3 separate regions of the Mus musculus genome follow, and regions 1 and 2 are each linked to region 3. Evidence: chromatin contacts called from ENCODE Hi-C or POLR2A ChIA-PET data. All regions are on one chromosome and are shown on one strand. Each heading gives the region's core, a stretch centred on a gene start or an enhancer-like site at or near the end of the contact. The rest is flanking DNA. Distances are from core to core; before and after follow the strand shown. Region 1 overlaps Nav1 (neuron navigator 1). Region 2 overlaps Nav1 (neuron navigator 1). Region 3 overlaps Nav1 (neuron navigator 1).

Evidence for each region. A loop is a pair of places that touch in the nucleus more often than their neighbours do. ChIA-PET counts read pairs that join two places held with the same protein, here RNA polymerase II (POLR2A).
Region 1: POLR2A ChIA-PET joins it to region 3 with 11 read pairs in embryonic stem cell. The contact joins two enhancer-like sites. POLR2A ChIA-PET finds 5 or more read pairs at or near these places in 2 of 5 experiments (Patski and embryonic stem cell).
Region 2: a map of gastrocnemius shows a loop between it and region 3 (1.9-fold over the local background). The contact joins two enhancer-like sites. A Hi-C loop is called at or near these places in 4 of 37 maps with a recorded cell type or tissue (Patski, gastrocnemius, heart and 1 more). POLR2A ChIA-PET finds 5 or more read pairs at or near these places in 3 of 5 experiments (Patski and embryonic stem cell).

The regions. Positions count from the first base shown.
Region 1 is chr1:135,553,496-135,556,789 of GRCm38, reverse strand. The region is part of intron 1 of Nav1 (neuron navigator 1); the gene reads left to right. Among named protein-coding and RNA genes, the nearest start is that of Nav1, 30 kb to the left of the region's middle. Within about 2 kb of position 1,794, at least 1 of the 3 ENCODE cell types and tissues checked has a DNase peak (open chromatin) inside an H3K27ac peak, as active enhancers do.
Region 2 is chr1:135,460,861-135,464,162 of GRCm38, reverse strand. Nav1 (neuron navigator 1) reads left to right here. Exons shown (of 30, transcript NM_173437.2): 12 at 225-248; 13 at 364-441. Among named protein-coding and RNA genes, the nearest start is that of Mir1231, 7.8 kb to the right of the region's middle. Within about 2 kb of position 1,638, at least 2 of the 3 ENCODE cell types and tissues checked have a DNase peak (open chromatin) inside an H3K27ac peak, as active enhancers do; they include gastrocnemius, where a contact is called at or near this core.
Region 3 is chr1:135,506,402-135,509,678 of GRCm38, reverse strand. The region is part of intron 3 of Nav1 (neuron navigator 1); the gene reads left to right. Among named protein-coding and RNA genes, the nearest start is that of Gm32940, 4.0 kb to the left of the region's middle. Within about 2 kb of position 1,909, at least 1 of the 3 ENCODE cell types and tissues checked has a DNase peak (open chromatin) inside an H3K27ac peak, as active enhancers do; it is gastrocnemius, where a contact is called at or near this core.

The DNA of each region.
Region 1 (3,294 bases), core at 545-3,044, 47 kb before region 3:
AACATGGCTGTCCGTGTCATTGACACCTGCCCACTGGTCAAACCCAGGCATCCAGTTCTGAGGGCTGTTCCCATCGGAGAAGAGGTTCCTGTATCACAGGATTATCACTGACATTGGCCCAATACAAAATAATTATACAGGGGATTCTGAGAGCCAACATAATTAGTCCAATTAATCTCTGGCGATGAATTATTCTGTTCGATAATCGTCTTCGGAAGCAAAGGATTCATTAGCATCCCTGGCTGACAGCAGGGAGTCAAATGTCCTTTTATCTCCTTCCCCTGTCCCTGACAAGATAGAGTGAAATTGCTCTCACATTGATAAATTCTATCTCCATCAAGAAGGCTGGTACGGGGAGCAGCAGAGGCTGGGACCTGTGTATGAGGTTATGTGTCTGGCTCTCCACACACTTCTAACCTTGAATTTAAGGCCTCAGTTTATCCAGGGAGTCAGGAGGGGAATGGAGGGCAAGGTCTTCATTAGGGATTAACCAGCTCGAGGAAGGGTTTCCAGAGACGGATAATCCCAGCGTTCCCACCAAAATCCCTGCCAGTGTCTTATGGAAGCCCCGTGGTCTTCTTTTTTGTAGAAGCCTTTTATAGAAGCTACTGGTTGGAAAGGCAAGGAGTAGACTTGGAGGAGGGCGCTTTGTCTGTGGTGCTCAGTCGGCCCACGTTCTGAGAGAGGTGTGAGTGCTCATGGGAGTGTTGGTGGATGCTCAGATAAGGATCTCAGAGCATCTGGGCTGTGGGTTTGCCTGCTAAGTGTCTGTATACTGTAAACTGTATACTCCATGGTTTCCTTACTGGGCTGCCCAAGGCTCAGAGCTTGCCTCCACCGCAGGGCCTCTTAACTAGCTTCTTCACTAGTCTTTCTTTCCAGAGAATGAACATTATACGCAGGTATAAGATTTGCATTTAATTTCGGAGTTTCTAGACCCTCTGCAGCTCCTTCGGTTCATGGATTCTTTCCTCGAGGGATTTGAGCTCTATAGAGAGGAGCAGGTGTGATGACAAGAGTCAACCTCTGCATTGCCGACACTGAGGCCAGATAGCCCTCAGTTGAGGGTGCTGCCCGGAACATTGGAAGATGTTTGGTAACATCCACAGCCACCGCATACTGGATGCCAGTAACATGTCCGTCTAGTCAAGAGTCCCCAGAAGTATTTCTGTTCTCAGTTGAGAGCCACTGTAACAGGGTCACAACTGAACCATCAGCTCCGGGGCCCAGGACAGTGGGTTTGTGAGAGAAGGCTCTCAGGCTCTGGGAGAGGTGTGAGAAGCTTGGTTTGCTCTTTTGTTTTCCCAAGAGTCTGGCACAGTGATAGTGCTGAGAGTAAGCTCTCTGACAGGGAGCTGCAGCCAGGGAGGCCAGGCCTGCCAGGTTGAAGGCATAGCATACGCAAAGGAACAAAGGTGTTGGTCGTGCCCGTGTCTCCAGGGAATGCAGACAAGCCACCTTGTTGTCCCTGGTCTCTGGCTGAGGAACAGAACTGTGGGACCTCCTTTCCTGCCAGGTGGGTGGATGGTAAATAAGAGGGAAGGGAACAACTTTCTGAATCTTCCATTAACTGGTCACAGCACGCCCCCAGTGAACCTAGGATTCTAAGAACAGCCCAGCTTAAGGTTCTAACTTAGCACCTGCTCATGGGGCAGACGCGTGCGTAGCTTCCCCAGCTGTGGACCAGGAGCCGTGTCAGCAAAGGGGAATGTTCAGCTGAAAGCAGACGCAGACAGGAAGCCTGAGTCGCTCGTGGTCATTGGTCACAATTTATGTGTTGTGGCTTTTCCAGGACTGTATGTCCTCTCCCTCTTCCCAACCCCCGTTCCTTCTTGGCTGTGGAGCTGATCTGCTTCTGGAATCTCTTCTCCCTGTTGTCTCCTTTCATTCATTTATACGTACGTTCACTGTTCACTCGTTTGCAAACGTTTAATGAGCCTGTGTTGTCTCGCTGAGGATCTCACTAGAGTGGCTTGTATGGGCAGGAGACTACGTGACCACACGCTGAGCTCTGAGGATGTGGCAGGAGCCAAGCGCTGCCTAACAGCTGGCTGAGTGAGGCCCTTTAGAAGCCTTTTAAGGGAAAGGGCCATTGAAAGAGGAGAATTAGGGTGAGTGACAGATAGCTCAGTTTAAAAGTCTGGGTAGTGAGTTTTATTGTAGGGTTTTGTTTTTTTTTTTTTTCTGTGTGTTTAAAAAGTTGTATGTCCAGTAAAATATGTCTGCCTGCCTGGGGACAATTGCTCTGACTCCCAGGTACCAGGAATTTGTAATGGCTCAGAAAATGGAGGAAAATCTTTAAAATGAGTTCCTGGTCTCCATTAAAAGCGTTTATGGTGTCTGGGGAGGCATTTCCCACTGATTTGTACCTGAAGAGAGCATGGAGGCTGGAATGATGGAGAGGAAGACAAAGACGCACGCTCAGGAGAGCGTGTGTGTGTGTGTGTGTGTGTGTGTGTGTGTGTAGTGTGTGTGGTGTGCATGTGGTGTGCACGTTTGGTGTGTATGTTTGCTCTTGTGCAGTGTGTGTGTATGTTCATGTGTGTGTTCAGTGTGTGTGTGTGTAGTGTGTTGTATATGTGTAGTGTGTGTGTGTGTGTATGTGTGGTGTATTGTGTGTGTAGTGTGTTATATGTGTGTTGTGTGTGTGTGTGTGTGTGTGTGTGTGTGTGGTGTATTGTGTGTGTGTGTGTGGTGTGTTGTATGTGTGTAGTGTGTGTGTGTGGTGTATGTATACGTTTTTGTGGTATGTGTGCACACATGCATGAGTGTGTGTGTGTGTGTGTGTGTGTGTGTGTACATTTAAGACAGAGACAATAAAAGTCAGGTGTTCGCTGGGACGATGGGGCAGAGCCATAGAGTCTACCTGCAGGAAGGATCTAAGACAGAGTACTGGGTTGGGCCCCCTCAGAAAGAGAATCAAGGACAAGATGATCTCCACCTGTGGGGAATAAAGCCTGTCACAGCTGGAGTCAGGCTGCTGCATTTGGAAAGAAAGGGCAAGGGCTGGAGGTCCAGAAGCTGGCCTTGGAAAGGAAATGAGCTGGAAAGACGGGGCGGAATGGTGGCAGTTCAGGAGAGAGAGGTGACAGTGTGTGTGTGTGTGTGTGTGTGTGTGTGTGTGTGTGTGTGTGTGTCTGTCTGTCTGTCTGTCTGTCTGTCTGTCTGTCTGTGAGGTGTTGTCCTTGCTCATTTGTTAATCGGTGAGCAGGAAGAGCCCAGCAGGAAGGGGAGTGGGGAGAGTCAGGGATCAGAGACAGCTTCCTGCTAAAACCCACACAGCCAGAAAGAAGG
Region 2 (3,302 bases), core at 389-2,888, 45 kb after region 3:
AAGGACCAGGTTGGCTAAAGATGAGCACCCGAGAGGAGCCTAGTACTTAAACCTGAATGTAGCTCTGAGGAGCCAGGGCCAGGGGGACTCTCCTCTCTGCATCTGTCAATCATGCTTCTTCCAGTCTCTGCCCTGACATTTGGGCCCCGGCTTCTGCGCCGGTTCTCCATAGTAACCACCTGCTTTTTCTGTCTCTCTCTCTCCTTCTGTGCCCACTTCTCCAGGCTGAGGAGAGGATGCAATCTGAGGTAGGATACAAAGCCTTTGTCTCTGCTTCTTTAACACCGCCACACACTCCGATTTCAGTCTTAGTAATCTACCTCTGCCGTCAGCAGCTTGTCTCTCTCTCTCTTCCTTTCGCAGCAAATTCGGAAGCTTCGTAGGGAGCTGGAGTCGTCCCAGGAAAAGGTGGCCACCCTGACATCTCAGCTGTCTGCCAACGTGAGTACCCAAGCAGGATGAGACCTGGCTCCTGTTAAACCAGGCAGTGCGGGAAAGCGGTCTGACCGAGTCTGCCCTGGCCTGAGATCTCTGGGGAGAAGGTTGTATTCACGGCTCTAGAGCAGAAGATTTGGGGACTGTCCTTCAATTTTTCTGAGCCTTCATTCAGAACCATTTTTTCCCACCTTAATTCATTGATATGGCTGAGTTGGTGTCTGGTAACCTTTGACCTTCCTAACGAAAGCAGAGACCGTGGTTCTGCAGGGAGGCAGAAACAACCTTGCCATTGGCCATGGACAAAAGTCACAATTCATTTTAATTACCGAGCCCTCGATCGTTTCCACTGCCCTAGGGTGTGTTTTTCTCTTTATTGATGCCACACAACTGAACAGGCTCAGAGCCGGTTATTAGAATTCTGTCTGGGGACCACGAGGCCGGCCGGCTCAAGTCCAACTCCATCCTAGCAACCTGTGGAGTTCACCGTTGGCTCTGCCTCTATTCTGCCATTGATCTGAGCTGAGCTTCCTTCATCTTTGGAGCCAACATCCTTCATTTCTGCATCTAACCCACCTCCGTATGGCCACTTAGAGTGACTACCTTCCTCCTGACCTTAGTTTTTCTGTTCTGAGAGATGAGGAGGAACACACCTACCTCATCTAACTCCACTGTGGGCAGTTCCTCTCCTGTGACCAAATTGCAAACAGAGAACATAAGAGCCATTTTCTCCCGTAGTTGTAAACAACAGCTGAGCTGGGTCTCCAGGAGCTCTCCAAGTGTTTGCACAAAAAATAACCGCGTCTGCAGTTTCCGCAGCGCTTTCTCCTCTTCTCTCTTCCCTTCCTCTCTGGGGAGCTCAGCTGCCAGGCCTGAGCCTAGCCTTGAAACCAGGTAGAGTTTTTGCGTGTTTCCAGTGAATTTCAGCGACAGCTCTCTTACCACATTGGCTGTCGTCTTTATTCTTTCTCCCAAGTCCTCAGTTCAAAAGTCCTGTATTGACTGGTTTGCTTGAAGCTCATATCAAACTTCAAACTCTCTGGGACCAAAAGAATTATAACAGAAACAAGAATGGTCCTGTACCCCACCAGTCAAGGCCAGTGGCCTAGGTCATGTCCTGCATACCCTAGGAAATTCATGTCTGGGAGATGTCGAAGGGGAGAGGCGCCAGGGAGGTGGAGAACAGCCAGGGAGGCAGAGGACATTATTATGCCTGATTCACTTACACTGCAATCTGTCAGCCATCGTGGCTGTCAGGGCTGGACTAGTTCCAGAAAATGAATTTAGAGGGTGAATTTTCTTAGGACAGGAAGTTCCATTTGGCCAAGAGAAAACAAACTAAAACACAGTTCTGGTGAGTTCTGAATCTAGAGTCAGGTTTTGGCCAAGGGTCCGAGCCCTTCCCTTCAGTGGGAGATGTGATGCCAGGCCCCAGAGCTCGACTTGGGATCCCTGATGTTGAACCAATCTTACACCGTGTTGGATGGTGCAGCCAAGCTGCTGACGATGACACACTTGGCCAGGAAGCGGCCCTGATCACTGTATTGCCTCTACAAAAGGACCACTTGGCCTAGAGTCCTACAGGCACCCTAACCTGAGGTTGGCCTCAGAGCAAGGTGCCATGGAGGAAAAGAGACGTAGGAAAGAAGAGAGAGGCAAGGCCAGTCCCTCAGAGGGGGAGATGTGCATGTAGAAATGAGTGAAGAGGCCAGGGCCACTCCAGGCTCTGAGTAGATTTTCAGGGAATATGAATAGGGGCCGGGGAGGTGGTGGTGGTGGTGGTGATCAGAATTCGGCCTGAGGGGGCAAGCTTGAAATCCCAGGTACTTGAGAGGTTGCAGCAGCAGGAGGGTCACAAGTTCAAGGCCAGCCTGAGTAACTTAGTGAAATCTCTCAAATTTTGAAAAAAGACAGAAGGTCAAAGAAAGATGCTCAGAGCTTGCCATGTATTTGCCTGGGAGCCCAGGACTCTGCAGATTTACAGGAAACATGGAAGATACTGCCTCCGGTTTTCAGGCTCTAAGGCACTGGTGAAGTTTGACTTGTTGTTCAAAGAGGACACGTAGGAGGAGGCAGGGAGGGTGTTGCAGACACCACAGGGACTGGGCATGAGTGACCTACCCAAAGCCTTCCTCCTCTTGTTATGAGGGTAACAAGAGGACCATTTGCTGCAGTGCTCTCATGGGGGCTGTTTATCCATCCTTGAGTGGTCCCCTGTCTGCTCCTGTACCCCATTCCCTTTACCTTTTCCTATACCCATTGCTTCCAGGAGCTAGCTGGAGTCCAACCACTGGGAACCTTCCCCCCCCACCCCCCCTTCAGAGATCCAGAGTTCCCACAGGATCCAGCACCCTTTCCAATGTAGCCCTGCCCCCTAGTGGCCAAAATGGGGAATGCCCTGAAGTGGTTTGCATGGCTACTGGCATCCCTCACTCCCATGCCCCCACCCCCAGCCCTTCCAGAGAGAGGCATTAGTTCCAAACCCAGGGTGAGATAAGAATAGGGTTAGGGTGCAGAGGCAGAAGAGATAAACCAAACAGAACCTACTGGAAGGTCATTTTGTGCCACAAGAGCTGGCCCTATGTAGTGACGTTAAACCAAAAGCCATAAGACTGATCCCAGAGGCTGTTGTCCTCCCATTAAGCCGGTCCACTCACCTACCACACAAAACAGGGAGGGACTTTACCCCCGCTGATGTCCCTAGCAGCTCCTAAGGCCTGCCTCACCATCTGCGCTCTGTTATTCAAGAAGCTTGGTCTCTCCAGAAAGCCTATCTGATTCCACCTCGTCTGCCCATGGAGATCAATATGTTAAAACCACCCAGAGTTTTGTTTGCGTTGGTCGGTCAGCCCGGAGATGGGGAAAAT
Region 3 (3,277 bases), core at 660-3,159:
GACGAGTAAGAAATGAGAGTCCTGTGATTTAAGGAAGCGCACTGTGAGGCACAGTCCTCTGCGGTAAGGTGAGGACGAGGGAGGAGGATGGAACCTAGAAGTGAGTGTGACCACAGCTCCACTACCCTAAGTCCCCAGAGCTAGCTTGGAGAATGCACTGAACTGAGGGAAATGGCCCATTACTGCGGCCAGTGCTGGGACTTTCTGGGTTTCCTGAGAGCTTATCTTAGGCTATCATCCCCAGATCTACACTGTTTTCCCTCAGACCTGTATGACTGGGAATGTTGGGGGGTAGGGGAGTTGACTGGGAGAACCACGTGCTAGGTGCAGTGGCCACACCTACCGCGCCTGCTTCCCTAAGCTCCCCTGGGGAGCCCAGCCTTGTCCCCTAGAGACAAGCTCCTGCCTTCTGGTGTTTCCTTGGAGGAATCCCCAAGTCTTAGTAGCTCTGCTTCGAACAGAGGGTAGGGGAAGAGCAAAGAACTGGCCAGTGCTTGGGAAGGGAGGCCTGTTTCTTTCTGCAGAAGTGTGGACACAGGTCCCAAAACTTTTTTTTTTTGTCCCTAACCACAGTCCACAGGCGGCCACCTTGCAAAGCTGGTAAGATTGTTCCCTGTTCCCACGACTGGCAAGGCTGTTCATGGAGACTAGATCCATTTAGGGTCCTCCGGGGAGTCTTTGGGTGAGACTAAGCGGTGCACAGTTCAGTGACTCTGGGAGAAGGTGGAAGGAAGGGTGGGTCGCAAGCTCTAACACCACCACCACCATTCTAACTGGACTCTACTTGGGTTCCACATGGGGTGTGCCCTGGAAAAACTGTAGCTTTGCCACCTCACTGAGATGTAGTCTTTGCTTCCCCGAAATCCCAGAGGGCCTGAAGCTCCTCCAAGTGACTCCCAACATCCATCACTGCGTCTTCCTACATCCACCCTCTCTTGGTACAAGATTTCTTCTCAGTTGATAGTTTTTCCTGTCCCCTTCTTTGGCCCCTTGCCATCCCAGAAAAGTCACTCTGTCCTCCGGCAACCTGGTCTTTGTTGAGCTGAGTTGCCTTATCCTGGGGCCACAGCTGCTGAGTACCTGGCTCAGTTTCTGGGCAGGTGTGCTGGGGGGGGGGGGCTTGGGGGTGTGGGGGCGGGACCTGTCTGCCAAAACCCAGAGAACAGAGGTCTCCTTATACCTCCCCAGGGATGGGGCTGTGGTTTCCTTTCCATCCAAGCCCAAGATCTGCAGGCTGAATGTGGATTAGCATCGCTCAGAGAGAGGGGATGTTGTAAAGTGTGGGTCGGTCCTGGAATTGCTACACTTGAGTTATAAAGCTTAAGTAGCCTGGCTCTAGTCCACAGAAGGGGCGCTTAACCCATCCATGCCTTTGCTCTGCGGACAGCTAGAAACTTCCTGGAAAGGATGTTTCCCTGGAGCCGGTGGGGGATCAAAGAGATGTTTTCCCTGAGTGCTCCAGCTCCCCTCAAGCCCAGAAGGAGATAGCACCACAGCGAAGGGAGGCCGAAGGGAGGCCGTGAGGATGCAGGGAGAATTGGCCCTCACAGGATTCACGACCAGCTTTTGAACCACCCTCAGCCCCATGGCTCCTTGCCCCTAGAGCAGATACCCAGGATTACAGCCTTTGCCCTGGAAGGATGTGTCTACAGTCAGCGTCCTGCACCCCCTCCCCAAACAATAGGCTCCCCTGGAGAGAACTATTTCCCCCTCCTCTGTCATTCAAATAGGAAATCTGTAGTCCAAGCTTATAGCCCCTTCAGCCCCCTACATTCCTTCCTAAGAATGGCCTGCAGGTAGAGCCCGGAATAGGTGTGAATAATACCTGTTTACTGCCTGTGCCTCACACAACGCACAGAGCCTAGCACAGAGCCTCGGGCAAGTCCCTGGGACTTGGCTTGGCACACATGCAGGCTCTGTGAGAGGACAGATGCCTGTGAGGGACCGCAAAGCCAACTTCTCGTTAAGGGGTTTTATGAGGCTAGACATGCACACCCCAGGCAAACCTCATTCACAGGCTTAACTTCCTCCTGCAAGACCTCTGCCCTGGCTTAGAAGGGAGGGCCGAGTGCAGTAGCAGGCTGGGGAGTCTCCTTTCCTCAGTATCCCCTTGTGCTCTGAAGCCCTGCCAAGGCTAGGGGCGTTATGGACACCCATTTCATCTTCTTGGTCATGTGGGGTGTTTTTCTTCTTCTTTTTTTTTATCATCTCCTCTCACAAATGAAAAAAAGAGATTGAAGGTAAGTAGATATGTCCGAGACCACAATGCAGGGACTGACTGACTAGTCATCCCACCTAGGTCTGTCTTGACTCGAAGCAACTCTAATGACCATGATTACTGGAGACTGTTCTCATCAGCACTAGTCCAGGCCCCTGGAGATGCTAAATGCTGAAGGTTCTGAGGCTAATTGGAGGCCTCAGCCAAGGCCTTGGGTTAGCCTCAGACTCTGGCAGGAATGTGGAAGGGGCATTTGTATGCTTGAAGTCAACTGACCTGGTGTGTAAGTCACTCTACTGCTGACTAGCTTTGTGACAGGACACAGGCTGCTTAGGCTCTGCCTCAGTTTCTCTCTTACTTACCTCCCAGGGTGCAGAGAGGACAGGGAGGTAGTGTGGGAAGCAGAGTGCTTTAAACGCAAGGGTGCACAGGCAGTAATGGACCAGGTGAGGCCCTCCCACCCACGAGAGACTCTCAGCTCTTTAGATTTTGTTTCTTCTTTTCCTTTTTCCTCTTCTTTTTCTTTGGTTGTTGCTGTTTTTGTGTTTTTGAGACAGGTTTCTCTGTGTAGTCCTGGCTGTGCTACAACTCACTCTGTAGACCAGGCTGGCCTCGAACTCACAGAGATCCATCTGCCTCTGCCTCCTGAGTGCTGCCATTAAAGACGTGTAATACCATGCCCAGCCTGTTTTTTCCATGTTACCCAGCCCTTTCCAGGTTCTAAAGATGGAGCCTAACATTATAATAGTCCAAACAGCTCCCTGGTTTAGAATCTCTTGATTTTTCCCTTAAATTCTTAATTGTCTACCTGTAGGTTTTTACTAGTCTAAGTTCTGTGTCACTGACAGTACGCTTACATTTTAATGACAACTCATATAAATATAGAGCTTTTCTTAAAGCTTGATCTGTTTTTCAAGCAGAAGTATCACATATCTACTATGTGTGATAACTGTGCCAACTACTGTGCTGGTGCCAGAGAAACAGCTGAATCCCAGAGGCCCGAGATTTAAGTTCTCCAGCCATTCGCTTACTCTGCGGACCCAAGTGAGCCCTTCAGAA